Regions from separate parts of the Homo sapiens genome. Here region 1 is linked to region 2. Evidence: read pairs that join two places in POLR2A ChIA-PET (ENCODE). Cell type or tissue: A673. All regions are shown on one strand. Links, peaks and the distances in the headings refer to the core of each region. The heading gives the core; the rest is flanking DNA.

Region 1 (12,353 bases), core at 5,800-10,799, 56 kb after region 2:
TTCATGCAGCCTGCTTGTGGGGTAGAAGGGGATGATGCTTATATTGAGACACACCTCAGTACTGGGGAGACCATGTGAAACCTTCACTTTCAGGCTTTTGATTTTGGGTTCCTCACCCAGCTTGTTTAGTGTAAAGGTGGAAAGAAATAACAGGGTCTTAGGTTTTGTTCTGTGTACAAAACGAACATGTGAATTCCCTTTTTCTCTAGCTCCAGGACATATGTCCTTGTTTATGGTTTAAAGGGTGGTGAGGGCAGGCAGCTTTTTGGTTGATTTTTGTTACAGTAAGAATACAGGAATTTTTGGTTATCCAGACTTTAGCTATAATTTAACAAATGTGAACCTCATTTCTCCTGAGCATTAACAAGAGTAGAATTTAGGTCCTTCTCTGGTAGTTATACCTTAATACAGAGCAGTGACCCTCCTTCCTCTGATTCATCTTCTAATAAGATAAAGTAAGTGTCGCTTAAACCTTTTCTCCCTCTCTAGAGGAAGAGCTAACTGCTAGCTGCTTTGATCAGGCATGTTGGACTTGCACAAAGGCTAGGGACTTTCTTTTTCCCTCAGAATATTTGAGAGGCTAGCTTAATATTGCACAGTAAGACTTCATATGGGAACCAAAATGGTTCACCCCTGGTGCTTGATTGAGTTCTTACAGGCAGGGTCATTTGCTCTTTCCCCTGCTGCCTTCCTAGAAGTTGCCCAGGAAAGCCCACCCTGGAGCTCCTACCAACTCTTTCTGTTTTGCCTTACCCCTGAGATCCAGCTCCCACCTTGATGCTTCTGTCAGGCTCCTGTCCGAACCCTCCACTTTAACGTGGGGACCAAGTGGCCTGGGCCTACTCAGCCTACCTTGACAGAAGAAGAAACTAAACACAGACACATACTGCATGTTTGCATGGCTCACAGGGAGTCGCTTCCATTTCACCTCTGTGGACTAATATCTCTCTCTTTCTCTCTCTTCCTTTCTGTGTTTTTCTCTTTATATACTCTGTAGCTGCCTGAAAATGCTCAACCTGTGGTGAGTCCCTCTCTCCAGTCCATTGCAAGGGGAGTGGACCAGACTAGGCTGGGACTGGCAAAGCCAAACAAAATGCCTTAGGAACATTAAATAGCTTCCATAGGACTCCTTGTGCCATAACCACCCTGACTGGGGATCTAGATCCATAAGGTGGGGATGGGGCAGGCCTGTACCCAGGAATTAATCTATTCCTTCTTTCAAACCCATCTTATCGCTGTCTCCTCCTGCCATAACAGTATCCCACAGTATCCAAAATTATCTATTTTTAGCTGAGTAAATTTTCTCCCAAATTAATACAACCAGATATGGAGAGGGACAGAAGTAAAAGGGCAAGATTACTGTATCAGTTTTTATGTAGCAGTTGTGTTTACTCACAGCCGCAAGGATAGTGAGTTGTTGCTGGATAATCTCACATTCTGCAATGTGGTCTCTAACCTGGAAATTGGCTGCTTTGGGAAAATCTGACTTTTTGATTCAGCTGGCTCTTCCCTCTGTAGAGTAGCAACCTCAAAAAAGGGGGAGCTCCTTCAGGGAGAGGTGGATGTTTTGTTGTTGTTGTTTTGAGAGTTGTTTTGTTTTTGTTTATTGTCTTTTTCTTTATTCCTATGTGAGAGTTTAGTAGGCCAAGGACTGACTCAGCTAATTGATATATTGGAGCCTGTCTTTTCCACTCCTGGAAAAGGTTCCTGGAATGTATTTTTAGGAATAACATGGAGTTTATGGAAGGAGAAGCCCTCAAGAATCCATGTGTGGTGAGGAACATTCTTGCTACAAGACATAGCCCCTTCCCCTGCTCTCTTGCCTGTGACCTTCCAGGTACTCCTGAACTTGTTGGTCTGTTGCAGTCTGGAATTTTAACTCTCCCACATTGTCCGCACGCATAAAGTCATGCTCTATATGGAGGTAACAGCCTGCTAGTTTCATGACTGCCATGTTTCTATTTGTCTTCAGTGACTGGGTTGGGCACTGGTTTCTGAACCCTAACTATCTAAGCCAGATTGCCTACAGGGGCTTCCTCAGGGACAGGAATGTATTAAAGAAAACAACTGGGTTTTGTGGAGGTCAGATTTATAGTCTTAGGGGATCAAAGAATACCTTTGGCTATTTGTTTTGCAAACATGTGTCTGTGTAATCCGACATTGTGGTGGTCTATTTTTTCCTGTGAGGTGTCAGTCACATGATCCTTACTGCAGATACTTGAGGGCCTGCTATATGCTTATCCAACCCTGTGCTTGGAACTCTAGTGGGGTGGGGGGTGGGGTTACAAAATTTGCCCCAAAGAGCTTGGGTACCATCTAGCTGAAGAGATCAGACATACACATGAAAGGATAAGGAGTTCTGCAGGACATTGAGATTACTGCCCTTGAGAGGCTGAGGGGCCAAGAGGTCACCATGGACAGGATGGTCAAAGAAGTCCTTGTAAACACTGTAGGACTTGAGTTAAGTATTAGAAGAAAGGAAGAATGTACACATATGGCAGAGAAAAGGAACATAGCAAGGGAATAGCTGAAGAGAGAGGGCCAGGACATAGTAAGAATGCCATATGGAAAAGGTAGTGGGTCAGAGGCCTGGGGTAAGAGCACTAGATGGCTTTGAGAGTAGGGAGATTTGGATCGATTTTGACTCCAGCATGTTGAGAACTTCTTGTCATCTAAACAGTCAAAGAATCAACTGAAAGGAAACCTAAGCCATGAGGTGTCCACCACCTGCCTTCATTCTCTTCTGAGAGGAACACATCTGAAAGTCAATCAGTGGACTTGGTCTAGAGTCTGACCCAGTTTAATAGATCCTGTTGCTAGTAGTCACCACAGACACCAAAGAGTTGAAGAACAGATTGTGGGGCCTGCTTTCTTGTAGGTAGAATCATTAAAAGCCTTTGCCACTGCTGAAGCTTTAACTACAATAACTAGCAAAGATAAATCCAGGGCTCTAAATTTGAAATATTCCAACTCCTTTGAACCATAACTCACACTTCCTTTTAGTTAGGTGGGTTCAGCATTGCACATCCAGTTATGATATGCTTGTAAGCAGGCATTAATTCTTATGGCTTGCCTTGGAGGAGGTAAAAGAGAAGTCATTGTACAATTTGAAATGGACCTAAACAGTATTGTAAACTTTTTTTATTGCTTTCTTAAAAACACAAAATCATCATCTTAGCATCCTCCAAAAAGATTAAGAATAGAAGTTGACTTAAAAGTTAGTAATACCTGTGAAAATCATGATTCAGAAGAAAAGAGGTAAGTCTATTGAAATAGAGATTTAATTTGCCTCTTTTATTGTTAATTTCAGGACATTCAACTTGGAAAATGTCCATTTCTAAAGCATTACGTATAGAAAAACACTATTTGGGCCAGGCATAGTGGCTTACACCTGTAATCCCAGCACTTTGGGAGGCCGAGGCAGGTGGATCATTTGAGGTCAGGAGTTCCAGACCAGCCCGGCCAACATGGTGAAACCCCGTCTCTACTAAAAATACAAAAATTAGCCGGGTGTGCTGGTGGGCACCAGCTACTCAGGAGGCTGAGGCAGGAGAATCACTTGAGCCCTGTAGGTGGAGGTTGCAGTGAGCAGAGATGGCGCCATTGCACTCCAGCCTGAGCGACAGAGTGAGACTCAGTCTCAAAAAAAAAAAAAAAAAAAAAGAAAAGAAAAGAAAGAAAAACACCAAAAAACACCATTTGTTCTTGAATTCTTATCCAGGGTTTCCACTGAGGATTATTTTTAACAATCAAAAATGTTGGTCACTTTTATTTAAAAGAATTTAGTTTCCAAATACATATGACACTTTGCTTAGTGATTATATTTGCACCCATTAATAGTACCTCACAAATGTCATTGATACTTTCAGAGAAAATCTTTCCAAAGACCCTCTTAAGAAAGTCCTATTTCTAAAATTTTCATGTTTGATTCATTCAGATATGATTAAAGCCCATCATGGTCTGTGTAAATGTTTCTGCATTCTTAGAAACTTTCTCCAGTTTTTTATAACTAGTCCATTGGATGTAGGAATGCCAAAGAGTCTAACTAAAAAGAGAGGGAATCTTGGCTACAATGGAATACCTAGGGGTATGGGAAGTAAGTAATAGTCTTTATTTCCATATGAATATTGCTGGCTTTACACCTGCAATAATTAGGCAAGAGACTCAAAGATAGTTTTTTCAGAAAAGTTTTCTTTCAAGGATCTAGCAAGTCTGAGCTATGCTTCCAACTTTACTGCCCTCCATCATCCGGCATCTTTGACTCATCCACCACCTTCTGTCCCTTTCATTCTCATTCCCCATGTGTCAGCTCCCCAGAAAGGACATATCTTGTACACCTTGCCACAGCACTCATCACCTGCTTCTGGACTGCCTGAGCAAGAGTGATACTTCCTGTTCTAAAGACAGGAGTGAGGATGGGGGATACTCAGACTTTGGGATGTGCCAGAACTGTGGCTAGTCCCCAGGAAGCAGAACTTGGAGGACTCATAAAGGAGCCAATCCCACCTCCATCCTAAACAAGGCCAGTTCATAAACCCCATCTGGCACAGCAGCAGTCTCAGGAAGCTAAATTGGGGAGTGCCCTGTATCTCACTCCCTAAACTGGGGAGTGAGAGCATCCTGATGGTCAGCTCTTGGGCTGTGACAGTGGTCCCCTGCAAATGAAAAGGGGAGCTGTACTGATGTCAGGAGATGTGGCTCACCGTCATTATTAGAGTCAGGGCCTCTCCTGCCTACTTCGGTGGGTGAGGACAGAGAGGGGGATGGAGAGAATCCTTAATCCTTCATTGGTAACATCCTGAGATCCTCCTAGAGTTCCAGACATCATACTTATCATGGGATTTGTTTGCCTTATTTTAGCCTCCCTGCCCTCTGGCCAGTGAGTTGAATTAAATAATTGTGCCCTCAGTATCAAGGAGTAGACAATGTAGACTATTTTTATGCAGCCCTGAGGACCCCCAGTCATGACTCTTGATAAGGTGAGGCATCTGGGTTGGGTGCTAAACTATGAGCCTTCTTCACCCTCCTTCCAGTAATGCCTATTTCAGCCCTGCCTAGCCTGCACCATCTTGATAATTAGGTAGGATGACTGCAGATTGAAATCAAGCAGCTATTTCCTTTGGCTTTTCTGGCAGACACTGCCCACTGCCTCCAGTGCGTGCACTGTAGATGGTGGGTGGTCCCTATGGGTGGGTGCTAGGGGGAAAATTCCACCCCTGCAGTAAGCAGAAGCAGGCAGAAGTCTGCTGGAAGCTGCAGGCCTCCCGCACTGACTTGCAATGTTCCTTGTGCTCCAGGTGCTGCTGTTTCTTTAAGAGGAAAAGGAAGAAGACTGCTCAGCGCCACAAGTGACCAGTGCCTCCCAGGAGTCCTCAGGCCCTGGGGACTCTGACTCAATTGTACCTGCAGCTCCTGCCATTTCTCATTGGAAGGGACTCCTCTTTGGGGGAGGGTGGATATCCAAACCAAAAAGAAGAAAACAGATGCCCCCAGAAGGGGCCAGTGCGGGCAGCCAGGGCCTAGTGGGTCATTGGCCATCTCCGCCTGCCTAAGGCTCTGAGCAGGTCCCAGAGCTGCTGTTCCTCCACTGCTTGCCCATAGGGCTGCCTGGTTGACTCTCCTTCCCATTGTTTACAGTGAAGGTGTCATTCACAAAAACTCAAGGACTGCTATTCTCCTTCTTCCCCTTAGTTTACTCCTGGTTTTTACCCCACCCTCAACCCTCTCCAGCATAAAACCTAGTGAGCTAAAGGCTTTGTCTGCAGAAGGAGATCAAGAGGCTGGGGGTAAGGCCAAGAAGGTAGGAGGAAAATGGCAGACCTGGGCTGGAGAAGAACCTTCTCCGTATCCCAGGTGTGCCTGGCAGTATGGTTTCCTCTTCCTCTGTGCCTGTGCAGCATTCATCCCAGCTGGCCTTGGGGTTCAGGTTCCTTCTTCCCTCCCTCCTGTGAAGTTACACTGTAGGACACAAGCTGTGAGCAATCTGCAGTCTACTGTCCCTGTGTGTTGGCGTTCTTAGCTTTTTTGACAAACTCTTTTCTCCAGGTAGTAGGACAATGAAAATTGTTCTAAGCAAAGGAAAGAAAACTGACTTTGTTGCACTTTTAGTTTTTTTAAAAAAAACAAAAACAAAAACATGGCAGATGCATATTGTGTCTGGTTATATTGGGGGTTTTACTTTTACCTGTTTTGAGGGGGATGGGGCCGGCCAAGCCATTCAGAGAGAACATGGGTCCAGAGGACATTCTCAGTGGAAAGAGTTTGATCTGCAGCACCCAGAAGAGAAGCCAAACTCGGTGTCATTCTGAGTGAACACTCAGGTTGGCAAGAAAACATACTTGAATTTTCATTCATCTTCTCAGCAGCTGAAGAATGTCCCTACCAGAGCATCTTGACCTAATCAGCTTACAGTTTGAAAACCTAGCTCTCCAGAACATGAGATGAGCCAGCCGAGCCAGACTGTGACCAGGAAACAGCTCATCCCAGAGAAGGAGATGCTTAACAAAAAAAAATTGAAATTGTTTCCCATGCTGCCAGGGACTTCCAACTAGATAGCCATGTGACGTCCTGGTGACTTGGGGGAAAAATTAGTGATGAAACAGCCACCACCATATTGCCATTAGTGGAAAAAAAGAGGACAGTGAACCTGCCTTCCACCTGCCAGAGGGACCTCAGGGTGTGGCATTATAGGGCCAGGAAAAGAAAATCGGTGTATCCTATCTGCCCCAATAGCTGAGCTGTAGCATTTGGGCTGGCCTGCCTTATCAGAAACCAAGCTTATGAAGATCTTCTCCCAGCAGGTCCATAGCAGTAGGCTTAGGATGCAGTATATGGGGCCGCATTTAAAAGGAGGGAAAGATTGTTTGGTGCTGGAACATTCCAGGGAAAAGGAGACTGGAATGAAAGGTCTGAAATTATCTTCTCAATTGGACTCCTTCCAGAAAGGTGGCCGTGCCTCTAAGCATGTTTTTCCCAGTATGCCCTAGGCCTCCCCCCATGGTGTTTTCATATGAGGTACTACTGTGAAGGATCTGGTTCCTCATTCACTGTTTGACAAGTCTTTCATGTGTGGAGTTACTCTTCTCATGCCCAATTTTCATTTGAGTTTAGTGGCTTAACCAAACAATGACTCCTCATTCCAGCGGTGACAGAAGAGAAAGGGTCATTTACATCAGGAAAGAGGTCTTGTATCTGGGAGTAGAGAGCTAACCATGGAGCACAGTGGCTGGTGGGTGACTTAGTCTGATGGTTTGTGGACCATAGAAGTCTTCACCTCTGGTTTGAGGTGCAGGGCTGTCTTTTGTACTGGAGGGTGTGGGGATATTTTCTGATAGTTGCCATTTCTTGAAAAATTCCCTTGATGTACCTTACACAGAGCAGAAATAACATTAACATGGATCAGAGGTACTGGGCTTCATCTGTTCCATTGGACCTTGGCTAGGGAATATCATTTCACTGGCATCAAACCTGCTTAGCTTATGAAAAGATGGTAATATGTCATTTCTATAAATGTTTCTATATATGAAACATAAAGTGGCAGGGAGATACAATATCACACCCCTTCCCCACAAGGACTGTGAATATTGGGATTTATGTCCTTGCCATTACCTAGTGGTTACAGCCCTATCACTAAAATTTACATCGTTTCTCAGTTGGGATTTGGGCATTGCTAACTTACTGTATAGAAAGTTTAACTTTTCCTCACCCCTGTATAGAAAATGCCTTGCCTCTCAAGAGAGGGCAGAGGGGGGGCCAGGTGCAGTGGCTCACGCCTGTAATCCCAGCAGTTTGGGAGGCCAAGGCAAGTGGATCATGTGAGGTCAAGAGTTCGAGACCAGCCTGGCCAACATGGTGAAACCCCGTCTCTACAAAAAATACAAAAATTAGCTGGGCATGGTGGCATGCTCCCGTAGTCCCAGCTACTCGGGAGGCTGAGGCAGGAGAATCACTTGAGCCTGGGAGGCAGAAGTTGCAGTGAGCCGAGATCGCACCACTGCACTCCAGCCTGGGCAACAGAGTGAGACTCTGTCTAAAAAGAAAAAAAAAAAAGGGCAGAGGGAAATGGTGGGAATGCCTGGAGCATCCTGGCACTCTATACTCTACTGAGTGCCTCTCTTCAGCCCCTCACCCTGCTTCCACACACACACACACAAAAGCAAAGGCACTGACCAGCTTGGCTGCAGGGCAAGCTGCCTTGCAGCTGGATTTGCGACTTTTTTTTTGTCTTAAAATTTTTACTGGATCAGTTGTAGGGGACTGTACTTCCTAAGACACTGTTCTCACCTTCCAACCTCACAAATCTCTTACTAGATATTTGGTTTTTATAACAAGGGTAAAGAATCCCAGGTCCCTTTAGCATGCAGAGTAATGGTGATCCCTCCAGAGCCATTGGCACTTCAAAGTGGTCCCAGACCTGGGAGATTCTGGTGGGATCTTCCTTAAAAATAAGCAAAAAACCTGAGTACCCTAGATGCAATTGGCCATTTGTTTCAGGCCCATCAGCGAATCAGGGCTCCCTCCTCAACCCTACTGCTACAGTTCCTTAGCTGTATGCCTCAGCCAGATCCTTGGGGTTAGGGCATGCACTCGCTGACTGTCCCCACCCATCCACTTGCTCTGTAGTTTCTGAGCTTTCTCCATTTCACAAGTATGGTGCCTAACGATCTTTTTCTTTAGGATTGATGCAGTTGTTTTTCCTGAAAGCTAACTCAGCATCTATTCATAAAAACCCTTAATAGTATACATTAGGAGTTTTCCCAAGCTCTACAGTCCCTCAGACATTGCATCCTAAACAGATTTGAGGCACACAGGCCAAGACTCCACCAAGGCATAAATGGTCCCCCCTACTCCCTTTTGACCAGGGTATCACTTGTGTCTCTGCAGTAAGAGTTGGTCAAGTTGCTCTACGCACCTTGGTGCTTTCCAGAGATCTCACTCCAGACTGCCCCCAAGGGTGGATAGAGTATCCTGACAGCCAGTGTGCACTCATGACTGCCTTAATTAACATTCTTCTGCTATTATGGAGCCTGTCCAGCAATAAACAGGGTCTAGGAAGGTACAAGATTAGCTTCCAGTTAAAATCCCATTTTATATTGGAATGCATGAGCTACAGATGACAGCAGAGATCCTGAGGTTTCTAGACATGTTGATTGTCTCTTTTTTCTAAATGAACTCCAAGTACTTAGAAAACAGTCCCTGTCCATCAGCCAGAAAAGGTGACCATCACCCCTAAAGTAATTTCCAAACTTAGTTCAGTGGGAAGATATGCTGGTAGTGCATATTCAGTGTTGATTTTCAGTGCTAGTAACCACTTTTAATGCCAGAAATATGTAACAATGATAATGTAACGTCAAAGTGGTTACTAAAGATTATAGCCTTAACTTTTTTATGTAAAAGATAAAATCCATTCCTCCTCCCAGTGAGCAAGCATGGCTTGCATTTCTCAAAAATGAGAACTTCCATGGCAGCCAAGAAAACGTCTTCTCAGAGGAACTTTCGTTTGATGCATCTCCCAAGCCCACATGCCTCCTGTGTTCCAGCCACCTCTTCCATTTCACATTTAAACCAGCTCTCCATTCCCATTGAGTTGCCCTAACAACATTGTCTCCAGTGTCAGAACCATATTAAGGTTCGTTTCTCAGATTGGGAGCCTGCAACACCATACAGCCAACATTGCCTTTGCCACGCCACTGCCACCATCCCCACCATTGCCCTATGGTGGGCAGATGAATTCCAGAAACCCTCAGGGAGCCAGGATAATTAGGCAACCCATCTGAATTGGCCACGTAAGTGACAGGCACTTATCTCTCGGGTTCTTGCTTTTGCAGACTCCAGGGAAGTCCTGTCTAGAGGTCGATGGCAGAGACTCCTAGTCTTTCCCATGAGGGGTTGATAGGAATCAAATTGGGATTCCTTTGGCTTTGGGTTTTGTTTTTTTGTTGTTGTTTTTGGTTTTCAGTTTGTTTTTTGGTGTATGGGGGGTGATTTTGTTTCTGAATAAGAAAAAGAAGAGGCAACCATGGCCCTTATGTGGGTTTATCCTTTTTGAGCAATGTTTTAGCCACAAGTAAGGAATCTTGAAAGTCTTTTGTCCAGCAAGCAGTCTTAAAAATGTTTTTCCTAACTCCTTTTGCAGGTGACTAAGTACAAAAAAATAGTTTTCTCATTGTATTCAAAATAGTGAGTAGGTTCCCTGGATAATACACAGTGGTAGTTGACATATTTTCTCAAAACACAACCAGAAAACCCACTTCCGGTATTTGTAAATCACCTTTCAAGGGAAAAAGTGAACACGTATTCCTTGTATTTCTAGTTTGATTACCAAACCTGATGTTACAAAGAAACCTCCGTTCTGTAGACAGAATTTCTTTTATTTTTCTTCTTTTACTCCTCACAATCACTTTCCCAGTGCCATCACCATCTATAAGGTCTCAGAGCAGAGGATTATTCATGGTAATAAGTGGGGGTGTGGTGCAGCCATTCCAGTAACACCCACAAGAGGACAGCTGTTCTGAATGTCCCCACCCACCCCTCTTTCAGTACAGGTGAGACATTTTCAGTTCATGAGCTCCAGACCAAATCCCAGGCCAGCCCTTGCACCAAAAGCCTTTTTTAGAAGGCTTATCAGTCTATTAGGAATGTCTCAGGAAAGATGAGCCATTTCTTTGGGGAGAAATATATTTACAGATGGAAGTGTGTGACTGCGTGTCTGTGTGTGTGTGTGGTGTGTGTGCGCACGTGAGTGCGTGTGTTCATCTATGTGCATTTCACTTCCATAAAGACCCAGCCCAAGCTGCTGGGAACCATGTGTTCCTGAGTATTCTCAGAGGTTAAACAAGTGACAAGTGAGCTTCTGAAATTAGTGTCTCAGCAAGCTGGCTTTAGGAATGAGCCCCATTTTATCAAGCAGAGAAAAAAAATAACAGCAGAAAAGATAAAGATAAACCAAAAATATATACCCCCCAATGGAAAATAATGTTGATTCAGCAATTCCCATAGGATGTATTACATGCTCTAATTTATTATATTATTATTTATCTGTCTTTGATCTTTGCCCATTGTACTCTTAAAAAGATGTTGGGATGTTGATTGCGATTTTTAAACAACTAGATAATGTATAAATCAGCAGTGGAAATCAGTTTTAATGTGTGGATGTGTCTGATTATTGTTAAATGCCTCTTTTTTTACTTTTTTTTTTTTTAGATGTATAATGTTTCATAAACCCTGGCACTGGTCACAAAGCTCAGCTGTGAAAATGAAATTTGTAGTATTTTTAAACATGAATGTCAATTTCAAGTGTATTTGAAATGGTTCCTCCAGGAGAGATATTTGTGCACCATTAGGAAAATCTTCTCTGCAGAGGAAGTAGCCTTCTTTGGAGAAAATGGAAAATGGGTTCTGATATGTGATCTCAGAGTAGCCCATTTCCTAGGGCACCATGGAAAACACAAATGTGATCTTTAAGTATACCTCTTCCCCAGTTTGGGGAGGAAAGGACTCAGTTTGCACCCTTTTTGTATGTAAAATAAAATGTCTTACCTTTCTTGGCTACTTCTGCTTGTTTGGTTGGTTGATTGGTTTGTCTGTTTTTAATCTCCCTCGGCTCATTTGTAATTAACAATCTAGCTAGGACTAACTTTGATGCGATTCAAGACTCCTGTGAACAAAAATAATTTGGCATTCTTGTTTCATTCCTTGGATTAAATATTGTCTTCTCCTGTGAGTCACTTCAAAAATAAATACTGCTGTCTCTCTTCGAGTGCTGAAGAAGAAAATTATTTTTTAATTAAAAAAATAAATATTGGCCAGGCGCAGTGGCTCTCACCTGTAATCCCAGCAACTCCGGGAGGCCAAGGCGGGTGGATCATTTGAGGTCAGGAGTTCGAGGCCAGCCTGGCCAACATGGTGAAACCCTGTCACTACTAAAAATACAAAATTAGTTGGGCGTGGTGGTGCACACCTGTAATCCCAGCTACTCAGGAGGCTGAGGCAGGCCAATTGCTTGAATCCAGGAGGTGGAGTTTGCAATGAGCCAAGATCGCACCACTGTACTCCAGCATGGACGTCAGAGCAAGACTCCGTCTCAAATAAATAAATATTCCTGGAAGAATTTGGACATTATCACTCATACGTTAGTTCCTGGGTCCCTGTTGTTCTCAGGTGGTAGAACACAGGAAATCAGGATCTGCTCTGTGGAACAACTTTAGTAGCTTTATAATTCTCCTCTACAAATGCGGAATATGTGTCCAGACAGAAGATAGAACTATGATGAGCAATGTAAAACCATACTGCATATGTAGCCAACAGAACAACTGTCAATCTGGGCATGATTGACTCCTTCCAGTTTGTTACTA
Region 2 (12,353 bases), core at 2,664-7,663:
TATTGCATGCCTATTTGTCTAGATGCTTTTATTTGCCAAGAGTAGAATCCCAGTTCAAGCTCACTTGAGAGAGGGAGAGGAGAATTTCTTGGCTCACAGAACTGAGAAGTCAAAAGCATTCTCACTTCAAGCCATCCAGATACAGGACTAATAATGTCCTTGGTCCATAGGTATGTGATACATTTGCCTCTCTTTTTTTCTCACCTCTTCTTTCTCTGCATTAGCTTCATTCTCAAATAGGCTTTCTCCATGTGGTGGTCCCTGGCAACTCCAGGCTGAGCTGCTTTCAGTTTAGCGATCAGGGAGAGAGAGAGAGAGAGAGAGAGAAAGAGAGAGAGAAAGAGAGAGAATACTCCTCCTTCTCTATAGTTCCACAAAAGTCCTAGAGTTGACTCTTGTTACATGAGAGACATGGCACCCATTCCTGAGCCAGTTTTCCCAGGCAGGCAGATAGAGTATTCTGAGTAATTGGGCTTGTGGCATCCTCGGGATGTCAGTGGGAGATGGGTTGCCCCCACTTTAACCACATGAAGTAACACTGGGGAAATGGTACTTTCCACTGTAAGAATAAGGTGGTGTTATCAGAAGGAACAAAAGGATGCAGACCAGGCAAAAGCAATAGGTGTTCACTATAATATATATTTCTAATTAACACATGGAAACAGCATGAATGCCCATCAGTAGGGGGAAAGTTAAACAGATATGTTACATGGTGGAATACTATTATACTACTATTAATATGTAGCTATTAAAATGAATAAGGTAGGTCTATATGTTGATAAGAAAAAATATCCACTCTGTAGTATTTTTCTTTTTCTTTTTTTTTTTTTTTTTTTTGAGACAGAGTCTCACTCTGTCGCCCAGGCTGGTGTACAGCGGTATGATCTCAGCTTACTGCCAACTGCTGCCTCTGAAGCTCAAGTGATCCTCTTGTCTCAGCCTCCCAAGTAGCTGGGACCACAAACACACACCACCACACCTGGCTAATTTTTTGTAGTTGTGGTAGAGACAGGGGTTTCACCATGTTGCCCAGGCTGGTGTTGAACTTCTGAGCACAAGCAATCCACCTGCCTTGGCCTCCCAGACTGTTCGGATTATGGGCGTGAGCCACCATGTCTGGCCCATGCTATAGTATTAAATTAAAAATGAAGTTGCAGTACACTGTTCTTAATCATGTGCCTTTGTGGTTGTGAATACTTTTTCTTTTTCTTTTCTTTTTTTGAGACGGAGTCTTGCTGTGTTGCCAGGCTGGAGTACAGTGGCATGATCTTGGCTCACTGCAACCTCCGCCTCTGGGGTTCAAGTGATTCCCCTGCCTCAGCCTCCCCAGTAGCTGGGAATACAGGCGTGCGCCACCACGCCCAGCTAATTCTTTGTATTTTAGTGAGACGGGGTTTCACCAGGATGGTCTGGAGCTCCTGACCTCGTGATCCACCTGCCTCGGCCTCTCACAGTGCTGGGATTACAGGCGTGAGCCACCGTGCCCGGGTGTGAATACCTTTTCTTTATATGCTTTTTACTGCTTTTGGTTTGCTGTTATGTTTGGTTGTCTAAAAATGGGTAATATAGATATCCATGCTATATCTGTCTGTTTATCACTTTTATAATTTAAAAAAGTAATGCCCCAGGTGGTTCCTGTTCAAGACCAGGGACTGGAATTGACAAGGCTTGAGAACCACAGAGAGGTGGACAGGAAAGGTGAAAAGATAGTGTTTGTGGAGCTGATTTTAAAATAATGGGGGAGAGGGCAAGAAAATTTCTTAAAAATTAAAAATAAGGGAAGCCAAAAGGGTGAGTAGGACAAATCAAGCTGCCTGTGGAGCATAGTGGGGGATTTATGTACTGGAAAGGTGATAAAGAATTGGTGGAAAAAGAAAATGTTAACCAAAAGGGCAGGACATAGGGTTTGGAAGAGTTGGGTTGGGGAGCATGGAGAATAATTTTGGCAACAACACAGATGAAAAAGAACATTGAGAGTAAGAGAATGTAGGCAGCTTAGTGTAGAGAAGAGAACAGTGAATCTGGAATTGAGAGATTTGGTTGTATTATTTGGGAACCTAGGAGATTTCACACAATATTTCTCAGGGTTTTTATTTCATCTGTAAAATGGGGTCTTTAGTACTTCCCCTGTTTTTCCTTACAGGATGACCATGAGATTCAAGTGTGGTAGGAAAAGACTACTTAGGTGAAGAAAAGACCGTGTATTTCCAAGTTAAATGGGACCAAAATAAAGAATTTGTTTATAAATTGAGAGGGAGAAGATAAGGGTAGGAAGAAGTTACTGGACTTCCTTTCATATTAGATGATTTAGATGTCTCATTTTTTTGGTCATTTAATCTGTTTGGATGGGCAGGTGCTGTTTTGAGAGAGGAGAAGACATTTGTTTGTGTGTAGTTTTCAGTGCTGTTAACTGAAATAAGTAATTCTGCATAGTTGTTTACCTACATATGGGAACAGCAAGATAAACTGTAGATATCATTTACAATCATCATGGAAGATTTAAAATACACAGAAGTCAATGTAGAAATATTGCAACTCTGAATTTACTTGGAGTATTCATACTTGTGGCTTGCCCAGCAGAACTGTCTTTTAAAAGTATTCCCATGAAATGTAAGCAAGAACTCAGAAAAATCAATTGTGTTAGTATTCGTGCACATTTTAAATCCACTGAATTTGCTTTGCTCTGTATGTATTGTGTGTATTTCAGCATTTTGAGGAAAGCATTAGGCATTCCAAATGGAAAACTCAAGTGCCATCGCACTGAGTTGTAGTTATTAATTTACTTAGTACTTATTTTAACCATATCTACCATATGCTTGGACCAGTGCTAGGTGCTGACATACAAAAAATTAACACACAGTAGTTGCTGTCTTCAAATAGCCTTCTGTTAGTAGGGAAGACAGACACATGGATAAAGAAAGTGTAATGGGACTGGGGCACGATTGTCAGGAAGGGGATCACTGTACTTTGGGTAACCTCATTTTTTCCTTTTCATTCCTTCTAGCTGCTTGCTAGAACCTTCTTGACTTTTTAGTTGTTAATTGTTCAGGTGGATTTTAAGAAGAATCAGGTGTATTTTCTTAGGTTTTGAGGCAGATTTTGAAATTCAGTAGATAATCCATCTTTTTATCTTAAATCACAGGAACTACAGTACTAAGGAAGGTGGAAAAATGTCAAATACTGGATTTTTTAATCTCATGAATTTACCATCTGAGTAAAGTTAGTCTGTTAGTAACTGAGCTGAGCTGAGTTAGTCTCCTTTTTTTTTTTTGGTTTGTTTGTTTGTTTGTTTGTTTGTTTTGAGACGGAATCTTGCTCTGTCACTGGGCTGGAGTACAGTGTTGCGATCTTGGCTCACTGCAGCCTCCACCTCTTGGGTTCAAGCGATTCCCCTGCCTCAGCCTCCCTAGTCTGGGACTACAGGCGTGCACCACCACGCCCAGCTAATTTTTTGTATTTTAGTAGAGACGGGGTTTCTCCATGTTGACCAAGATGGTCTTGATCTCCTGACCTCGTGATCCATACACCTTGGCCTCCCAAAGTGCTGGGATTACAGGCGTGAGCCACCACACCCAGCCGAGTTAGTCTTTTTGGAAAGGGAAAGGACTTTACTCCTCTGCCCCTACCCACCTCCAATACACAACACACTTTTACCTGTTTTTATTTTGGGCCAGGCACAGTGGCTTACGTGCCCAGCACTTTGGGTGGCCAAGGTGTTACCAGATGGAAAGTCTTGACTGTGAGTTGTCCAAGTTCTTGGTGCCTTGAGCAAAGAATTGAACAAAACGCACAAAGCAATGGAAGACGAAGGCATAGATTTGTTGAAGTGAAAGTACACTCCACAGAGTGGGAGCGGGCTTGAGCGGGTGGCTCAAGAGCCCTGATTGTAATGTTCCTTGGGGTTTTTATTGAATTAAAAGAATATGGTAAGCCGGGAGCAGTGTCTCACGCCTGTAATCCCAGCACTTCGGGAGGCCGAGGCAGGTGGATCACCTGAGGTCAGGAGTTCAAGATCAGCCTGGCCAACATAGCGAAACCCCGACTCTACTAAAAATATAAAAATCAGCTGGATGTGGTGACAGGCACCCGTAATCCCAGTTACTTGGGAGGCTGAGGCAGGAGAATCAGTTGAACTTGGGAGGCAGAGGTTGCAGTGAGCCGAGATCACGCCATTGCACTCCAGCCTGGGCGACACGAGTGAAACTCTGTTCAACAACAACAACAAAAGATCATGGTAACACATCTAAGTACCTTTAGGGGCTTCTGATAGGTTATGCCCTATGTAAATGAAGGATTCTGCCCTAGGCCAATCAGAGGCAGGATTCTGTCCAGGACCAGTCAGAATCAAGATTCTGCCCAGGACCAATCAGAGGCATCTCACCTATGGCATATATGCAGATGAAGGTCCCAGAATGGACCAAAACCAGACATTCCCATTCCTGACATAGGGGAGGGGAGGTTCGGAGAGGGATGGGCCTTTGGCCTGTTATGACTTGGTTGTGGACAGGTGGGGTTTTCCTCTTAGTCCAATTCCAAGAAGGCAGCCATAGGTTGGCCTTAGGTTTACTGTTTCCAGACCCTATTCTCCTGCCTCAGAGGCAGGTGGACCACTTGAGGCCAGGAGTTTGAGACCAGCCTGGCTAACATGGTGAAACCCCAGCTCTACTAAAAATGCAAAAATTAGCCAGGCATGGTGGTGCATGCCTGTAATCCCAGCCACTCGGGTGGCTGAGGCAAGATAATCGCTTGAACCCAGGAGGTAGAGGTTGCAGTGACCCAAAATTGCACCACTGTACTCCAGCCTGGGCAACAGAGCAAGACTCTGTCTCCAAAAAAAAAAAAAAAAAAAGAAAAGTGTATTTTGGATTCTATCTACTATAGAAGAAATCTGTCCTCTGTCCTGTCTTGGGCTTTCTTTTCTGACTCCTTTTGGGTAAATAAAATGTTAAGCCTGCTTTAAGGCTCAAGGCATTCATAATTATGTGTATGTAATAGAGACACTGTTAAAGCTCAATGTCTGTGGCTCGGAAATGTGAAATTATTCCTCTTCTTTTGCCTTTCCTCACTGCCTCTTCCCCCACCATACAAATTTGAGCTCGTGTTAGCAGCCTATGTTTGGCAGTATTCCAGTTCCCAGGAGGCCTTTAAACAAGATGATTGTAAAACATTTTTCATTACAGGACAGACAAAGTAATCCTGTTTTCTTAATTCTGGGCCTAGCTGTTTTTGTTATTAAACCAGCATTTTGAGTAAATTCATATGTTTAACTGGTTCATGTTGCAAAGAGACATTTTTCAGAGTCAGAGACATGAGAGGGATTGTTTGTTCTTTTTTAAAAAAGATATACTACGTATTATCTCATATCTTTGTAATAATGCATTGTTTCATGGGTTTATTCTCAGAGTTTTAAAGGCTATGCTTCCATTTTTCCCTTTCGTTACTTACAATGGAATAACATCTCATTTATCTGCCTATTTCTGATTTCTTGCTAAGGGTACATGTTTAATATTATTTTCTTTAATGATAATTGCCCATGTATTATAATAATAATTGCCTGATCCCTCAGAAACATTACAGAGCATTTAGTAGTTGTGCTAGAAACTATTACTATTGATGGGGCTGAGAAGAGAATTAATTTAATTTGGGAGAAAAATTATTCTATTTTCTTTAAACATTAAAAAATAAACTATATAAACAAAGCAAAAGAATGGGCTTGCCAAGGTTGTTGTCCTTCATAGTTAGGTAATTTAGTTTTTAAAAAAGAATGAAAGACTAATTATTAGGCAATAATAGGATCAAATTACCAAAACCTTTGAGGTGGTTCTATTTCAGTTCTCAACCTGATGTGCATTTTAAAATATCTCTACTTAGAGTAGTTAGGGTTCATAATGTGTTGTAGATTGTTTTTAGATAACAGCTTGGATGATAAAAGAAGCCATTTTCCTTGAATTGGTGTATTTGACTCAAGTTAAACTTCATACAGACTGAAAATTAGCTCTAGTGTTCTACATTCATTGCCTATTCTGTGCAGCTTGATGTACGTGTGAGCCATATGTCTGGCAGGGTTTATAACATCATGTTATTGATGATGGAAAGGCTCTTTCATAGTACTAAGAAAAATATACAAGATAACATATGTACTGTATATGTAACCTTGCAGTTTGGTTTATAAGAGATTTAACCTGTAGTTAAAGGAAATATAATGAAATCTATTGGAAATCCTTCAGAAAAGTAAAATTCAGTAGTCACTTCTTTAGTTTCCAGGTTTCTATGCAGTTTACCAATTTAGGAAGGGGAGACCTCATTAGCACATTATTTCCAGAGCAGATGAGAGATTATAAAACTATTAATACCTTAGTTTCCAATATACCATTGATCAAAGAATCCAGCACATATCTTCCTTGCCTGAGTCTCCCACTTCCTTTCCATTCCCTCATAATTATTTATAGAAAGTACCTGTTTACCGCATGTGTACCTTATGTTGCACTTAAGGATCTGCCCTTCTCCCCAGCCTCATTAAAGGATTTCATAGCATAATGTTGATTAATTTAAAATTTCTTAAGCAGTGGATTAGAGATGGCTCTGCAAAAGAAGAATGAAATATACAGGATTTTTTTTTTCATTTAAATGCAGCCCAGCTGATAAGCCGTTACTGTGTGGTAATCTCTGACCAAAGAGACAGACTTTCTTAGTGTGCTTGTGTTTGTGTCTTTTACCACCAGCACAGACCACTTTATGGGCACTCCTGCGAAAAACCAGGCTCAGAGTAGAACTTGCATGGGGAGCTTTCTGTACAGATAGTTCTAATAAATTACAGCTACATCTCCCAAAGAAACTTTTATGCTCAAAGGTATATTTTCTGTAAGAAAATAACTAAGAAACTTTAAACAGAGAAATCTTTTTAACTTGCCTTAAAATTCTTTCCTTCAAAAGGTATTGAGTCCAGTTGTTTTGATCTGAAATAACTTCTGAAAGAGACCTGTCACTGTATTCTGAATCCTTATATTAATCATAAAACAAAGCAAAACCCTTTATTTCTACTCTCTAGATATAGTGTTTTTCAGCTGAGGTTACACATCAGAATCACTTGTGGAGCAATGTTTGCTTCCACTCCTAGAAATTCTGACTCAGTAGGTAGGAGGTGAAGTCACTGCATCTCATTTTGGGTTTTTTTTTTTTTTTAAGTTTTAAAGATATTTCTGATAGATACACTTCCAGTTGAGTTTCACTACCAGCTTATATTTGAATTGGTGCCACACGTTATTTCATAAAATATGGAGGTGAGTTTCATTCATAGTTCTGTGGCTTTACAAAGAGGAACCCAGAAGGTAGCTAGAAGGAAATCCTGGCCATAAGAATTTGGATTTTGAAAGGAACCAGTCTAAACCCCCTCCTCTTTTTTTTTTTTTTTTTTTTTTGGTGGTGTTGTTGTTGTTATTTCTTTATTTCTTCTAAGGAGAAAAAAAACGGGATACATGTGCAGAATGTGCAGGTTTGTTACGTAGGTACATGTGTGCCATGGTGGTGTGCTACACCTATTGACCCGTCTTCTAAGTTCCCTCCCCCGACCCCCCATCCACCAACAGGCCCTGGTGTGTGTTGTTCCCCTCTCTGTGTCCATGTGTTCTCAATGTTCAACTCCCACTTATGAGTGAGAACATGTGGTGTTTGGTTTTCTGTTCCTGTGTTAGTTTGCTGAGGATGATGGCTTCCAGCTTCATTCATGTCCCTGCAAAGGACATGATCTTGTTCCTTTTTATGGCTGCATAGTATTCCATGGTGTGTATGTACCATATTTTCTTTATCCAGTCTATCATTGATGGGCATTTGGGTTGGTTCCATGTCTTTGCTATTGTAAATAGTGCTGCAGTAAACATACATGTGCATGTGTCTTTATAGTAGAATGATTTATATTCCTTTGGGTATATACTCAGTAATGGGATTGCTGGGTCAAGTGGTATTTCTGGTTCTATATCCTTAAGGAATCACCATACTGTCTTCCACAATGGTTGAACTAATTTACATTCCTACCAACAGTGTAAAAGTGTTCCTATTTCTCCATAGCCTCTCCAGCATCTGTTGTTTCCTGACTTTTTAATAATCACCATTCTGACTGGCGTGAGATGGTATCTCATTGTGTAAACCCCCTCCTCTTTACAGATGAATAAGCTAACCCAGAGAGGCTAAGGAATGTGCCAGAGTTGAAAGCAGAAGCAAATACTAGATCTAAGACTCTGACTTGAGCTTTTTCTACACTGGTATCTCGGACCTTGACCCTCTCCTAGAAATGCTTCAAAACCACTCAGTGGTCTAGAAGTTGCTTTGAGCATCCCAAAGCCTGCCAGTGTGTTGTGAGGTCTCAGGGTACTTAATAAAACCAATAATGCAGCGAGCAGGAACTCTTAATTCTTCCAAGTTCCTAGGTAGGAGTAATGGGTGACATTATAGTTAGAAATTGTAGATATTACTCAAAATCCTTTTGTGACTTCATTGTAAACATGGAAACTTCTGGCAAAAGATAATCTAGATTTGATACTAAGGATTATTAAGAACAAGATCAGTTGTCTCATTTAAACTGAACCTTAAGTATTGGCAACAAGTGTAGGAAATTATGCCAATATTATATTTCTAAGCAAGCCTGACTTTTAGCTTGTACTTTAGAAAGAGGATATTATGCCCAGATTTGCAATTTAACCAACGAATGGAGTAATATGTTTATTAATTAGGATTAGAGTTGGCTGCTTTTTAAAAATCCAAATACAAGTAGCTCAGTCAAGGTGGAGATTGATTTTTCTTTTTGATAAAAAAAATCCAGAGAGAAGAAAAGTCCAACATTAGCATGGTTACTCCACAGCCATCAGGGACTTAGGTTCTGTTTTTTGCTCCATCTATTCTTGGCACTACTTTACATCGTCAAGATGTCTGGTGATTCTAGATGGCTTCTGGACCTTTCATTCTAGCCATCTCTCTTGAAAGAATTTTTTTAGAATTATACACTCAGTGGCCAGGCACGGAGGCTCATGCCTGTAATCCCAGCACTTTGGGAGGCCAAGGCAGGCAGATCACTTGAGGCCAGGAGTTTGAGACCAGCCTGGCCAACATGGTGAAATCTCATCTCTACCAAAAACAAACAAAAAAAAAATTAGCCATAGTCTGTAGTCCCAGCTACTCAGGAGGCTGAGGCAAGAGTAAAACTAAAAACAAAATTAGCTGAGTCTGTAGTCCCAGCTACTCAGGAGGCTGAGGCAAGAGAAAAGCTTGAACCCAGGAGGCGGAGGTTGCACTGATCTAAGATCATGCAACTGCACTCCAGCCTGGGCAGCAGAGCAAGACTCTGAATAAAAAAAAAAAAAAGAGTTATACACTCATTTCTGCTTCCATCTCATTGGTCTTTCCTAATTGTCAAGGGAGACTGGAGTTATAACTGGGCAAGTTGCTATTTGCAACAATTAGAAGTTCTGGGCCAGGCATGGTGGCTCATGCCTATAATACCAGCACTTTGGGAGGCTGAGTTGGGTGGATCACTTGAGGTCAGGAGTTCAAGACCAGCCTGACCAGCAAGATGAAGCTTCGTCTTTACTAAAAATACAAAAATTATCCAGGCATGGTGGCAGGTGCCTGTAATCTCAGCTACTCAGGAGGCTGAGGCAGGACAATGGCTTGAACCCAAGAGGCGGAGGTTGCAGTGAGCTGAGACCACGCCACTGCATTCCGGCCTGAGCAACAGAGCAAGACTCTGTCTCAAAAAAAAAAAAAAAAGTTATGTTATTTTAAAAGAAGGGGAGGCTGGGCGTGGTGGCTCACACCTGTAATGCCAGCACTTTGAGAGGCCAAGGCAGGCAGATCACGAGGTCAGGAGATCGAGACTATCCTGGCCAACATGGCGAAATCCCATCTCTACTAAAAATTTAAAAATTAGCTAGGTGTGGTGGTACGTGCCTGTAATCCCAGCTACTTGGGAGGCCGAGGCACGAGAATCACTTGAACTCAGGAGGTGGAGGTTGCATTGAGCTGAGATCGTGCCACTGCACTCCAGCCTGGCAACAGAGCGAGACTCTGTCTCAAAAAAAAAAAAAAAGAAAAGAAAAGAAAAAGAAAAAAAGAAGGGGAGAGGCATCCCTGTAATCTTAGCACTTGGGAGGTCAAAGCAGGAGGATCAGTTGAGCCCAGAAATTCAAGACCAGCCTGGACAACATAGTGGGAGCTCATCTCTGGAAAAAATTTAAGAAACTAGCCCGATGTGGTGTCATGTGCCTGTGCTCCCAGCTGTTTGGGAGGCTGAGGCAGGAGGATTGCTTGGTCCCAGGAGGTCGAGGCTGCAGTGAGCCATGGTCATACCACTGCCCTCCAGCCTGGGTGACACAGTGAGACACTGTCTCAAAAGAAAAAAGGAGAGGGAGAATGGATATTGGGCATGCAAACAACAGGCGCTGCCACAACCTGCTTTGAAGAATATAATATTTATATTAGGAAAATAACATTTTAGTGGCATTAAATCCTTATATAGGACATAAATTTAAAAGATCCCCAAACTGCATTTACCATGTGTCTGATTAATAAAAGCAGTAAATCTCTAGGACAGAGTGTTCTGCTTTGGATGTCTCAGCAGGAGTCATTGGAAACAACTAGTTGGGTTTTATATATTTTTAAAAAGCTGAAAAATGACTTCTTCAAAACAACCGGGAAAAAAAGACTCTTTGGGGCCTGGTGTGGTGGCTCACGCCTGTAATCCCAGCACTTCGGGAGGCTGAGGCGGGCGGATCACCTGAGGTCAGGAGTTTGAGGCCAGCCTGGCCAACATGGGGGAACGCTGTCTCTACTAAAAATACAAAAATTAGCTGGGCGTGGTGGTGTGCACCTGTAATCCCAGCTACTCAGGAGGCTGAGGCAGGAGAATGGCTTGAACTCGGGAGGCGGAGGTTGCAGTGAGTCGAGATGGCGCCAGTGCACTCCAGCCTGGGCTACAGAGTGAAACTCCATGTAAAAAAAAAAAAAAAAAAAAACACTTCAAATTAAATCCTTTTCTCTTTTGGAGATAGGGAGAATCAAGACAACAACAAAAACAATTGAACAGATATTTATTGAACTAGCAGGAGTAACATATGTTAGAGGATACAAGCTAGGAATAAACATATTTAAAGAAAATGTTCAAGTTGTTTAGGATTTAGGCCGGGCATGGTAGCTCTCGCCTGTAATCCCAGCATTTTGGGAGGCTGAGGTGGATGGATCACTTGAAGTCGGGAGTTCGAGAGCAGCCTGGCCAACATGGCAAAACCCTGTCTCTCCAAAAAATGCAAAAAAAAATTGGTGGACACCATGCCTGTAATCTCAGCTACTTGGGAGGCTGAGGCGCAAGAATTGCTTGAACCCAGGAGGCGGAGGTTACAGTGGGCCAAGATTGCGCCACTATACTCCAGCCTGGGTGACAGAATGAGACTCTGTCTAAAAAAAAAAAAAAGTTGTTTAGGATTTAATGAATCAAGATAGACTAATACAATATATGAAATAGTTATTAATTCCAAATATGTGAGACCTACCCTCGAGAGAAGTATGTGTTAGATGTACATCTGTCTATATCCCACCCATAGAAATAAAAAGGGAATGGGGCTGGACACAGTAGCTCATGCCTGTATTCCCAGCACTTTGGGAGGCCAAGGAGGGAGGATTGCTTGAGCTTGGGAGTTGTTCAGGACCAGCCTGAGTAACATAGTGAGACCCCATCTCTATAAAAAATCAAAAATTTAGTCTGGTGTGGTAGAGCGAGCCTACAGTCCCAGCTGCTACTTGGGAGGCTGAGCTGGGAAGATCGCGTTAGTCCGGGAGGCAGAGATTGCGAGCCGAGATCTTACCACTGCACTCCAGCCTGGGTAACACTGAGACCTTGTCTCAAGTTAAAACACTTAGAGGCAGAAGCAAACAATAATCTACAACATATGCAACTGTAGACCACTATATACATAAATATATAAGATGGGAATGTTTCTGCTCTGTGAAACCAGATAATTTTTTAAGTGTTCTATAATCTTTTTTTTTTTTTTTTGAGATGGAGTCTCGCTCTGTCACCCAGGCTGGAGTGCAGTGGCGCCATCTCAGCTCACTGCAACCTCCGCCTCCTGAGTTCAAACGATTCTCCTGTCTCAGCCTCCTGAGTAGCTGGGACTATAGGTGCGTGCCACCATGCCCAGCTAATTTTTGTATTTTCAGTAGAGACAGTTTCACCATGTTGGCCAGGCTGGTCTCAAACTCTTGACCTTGTGATCCACTCACCTCAGCCTCCCAAAGTGCTGGACTTACAGGCATGAGCCACTGCGCCTGGCGTCTGTAATCCTATTTAATATCTACTATTCTCATGG

The links. Peaks named below come from ENCODE experiments on the same cell type or tissue, not always from the same donor. Only the 100,000 strongest peaks of a DNase experiment are listed, where the experiment ranks them.
Region 1: POLR2A ChIA-PET joins it to region 2 with 6 read pairs; 10 of 35 experiments call an interaction of 5 or more read pairs at or near these places.

Annotation. Positions count from the first base shown.
Region 1 is chr15:64,164,930-64,177,282 of GRCh38, reverse strand. CSNK1G1 (casein kinase 1 gamma 1) reads left to right here. Exons shown (of 12, transcript NM_022048.5): 12 at 5,298-11,758. The coding sequence ends at 5,352. Among named protein-coding and RNA genes, the nearest start is that of PPIB, 8.1 kb to the right of the region's middle. In A673, for the core only: no CTCF peak of the experiment used is centred there; no DNase peak of the experiment used is centred there.
Region 2 is chr15:64,217,503-64,229,855 of GRCh38, reverse strand. All of the region lies in intron 4 of CSNK1G1 (casein kinase 1 gamma 1), which reads left to right. Among named protein-coding and RNA genes, the nearest start is that of PPIB, 61 kb to the right of the region's middle. In A673, for the core only: no CTCF peak of the experiment used is centred there; a DNase peak (open chromatin) is centred at 5,095; H3K4me3 peaks cover 330 bases; H3K27ac peaks cover 1,467 bases.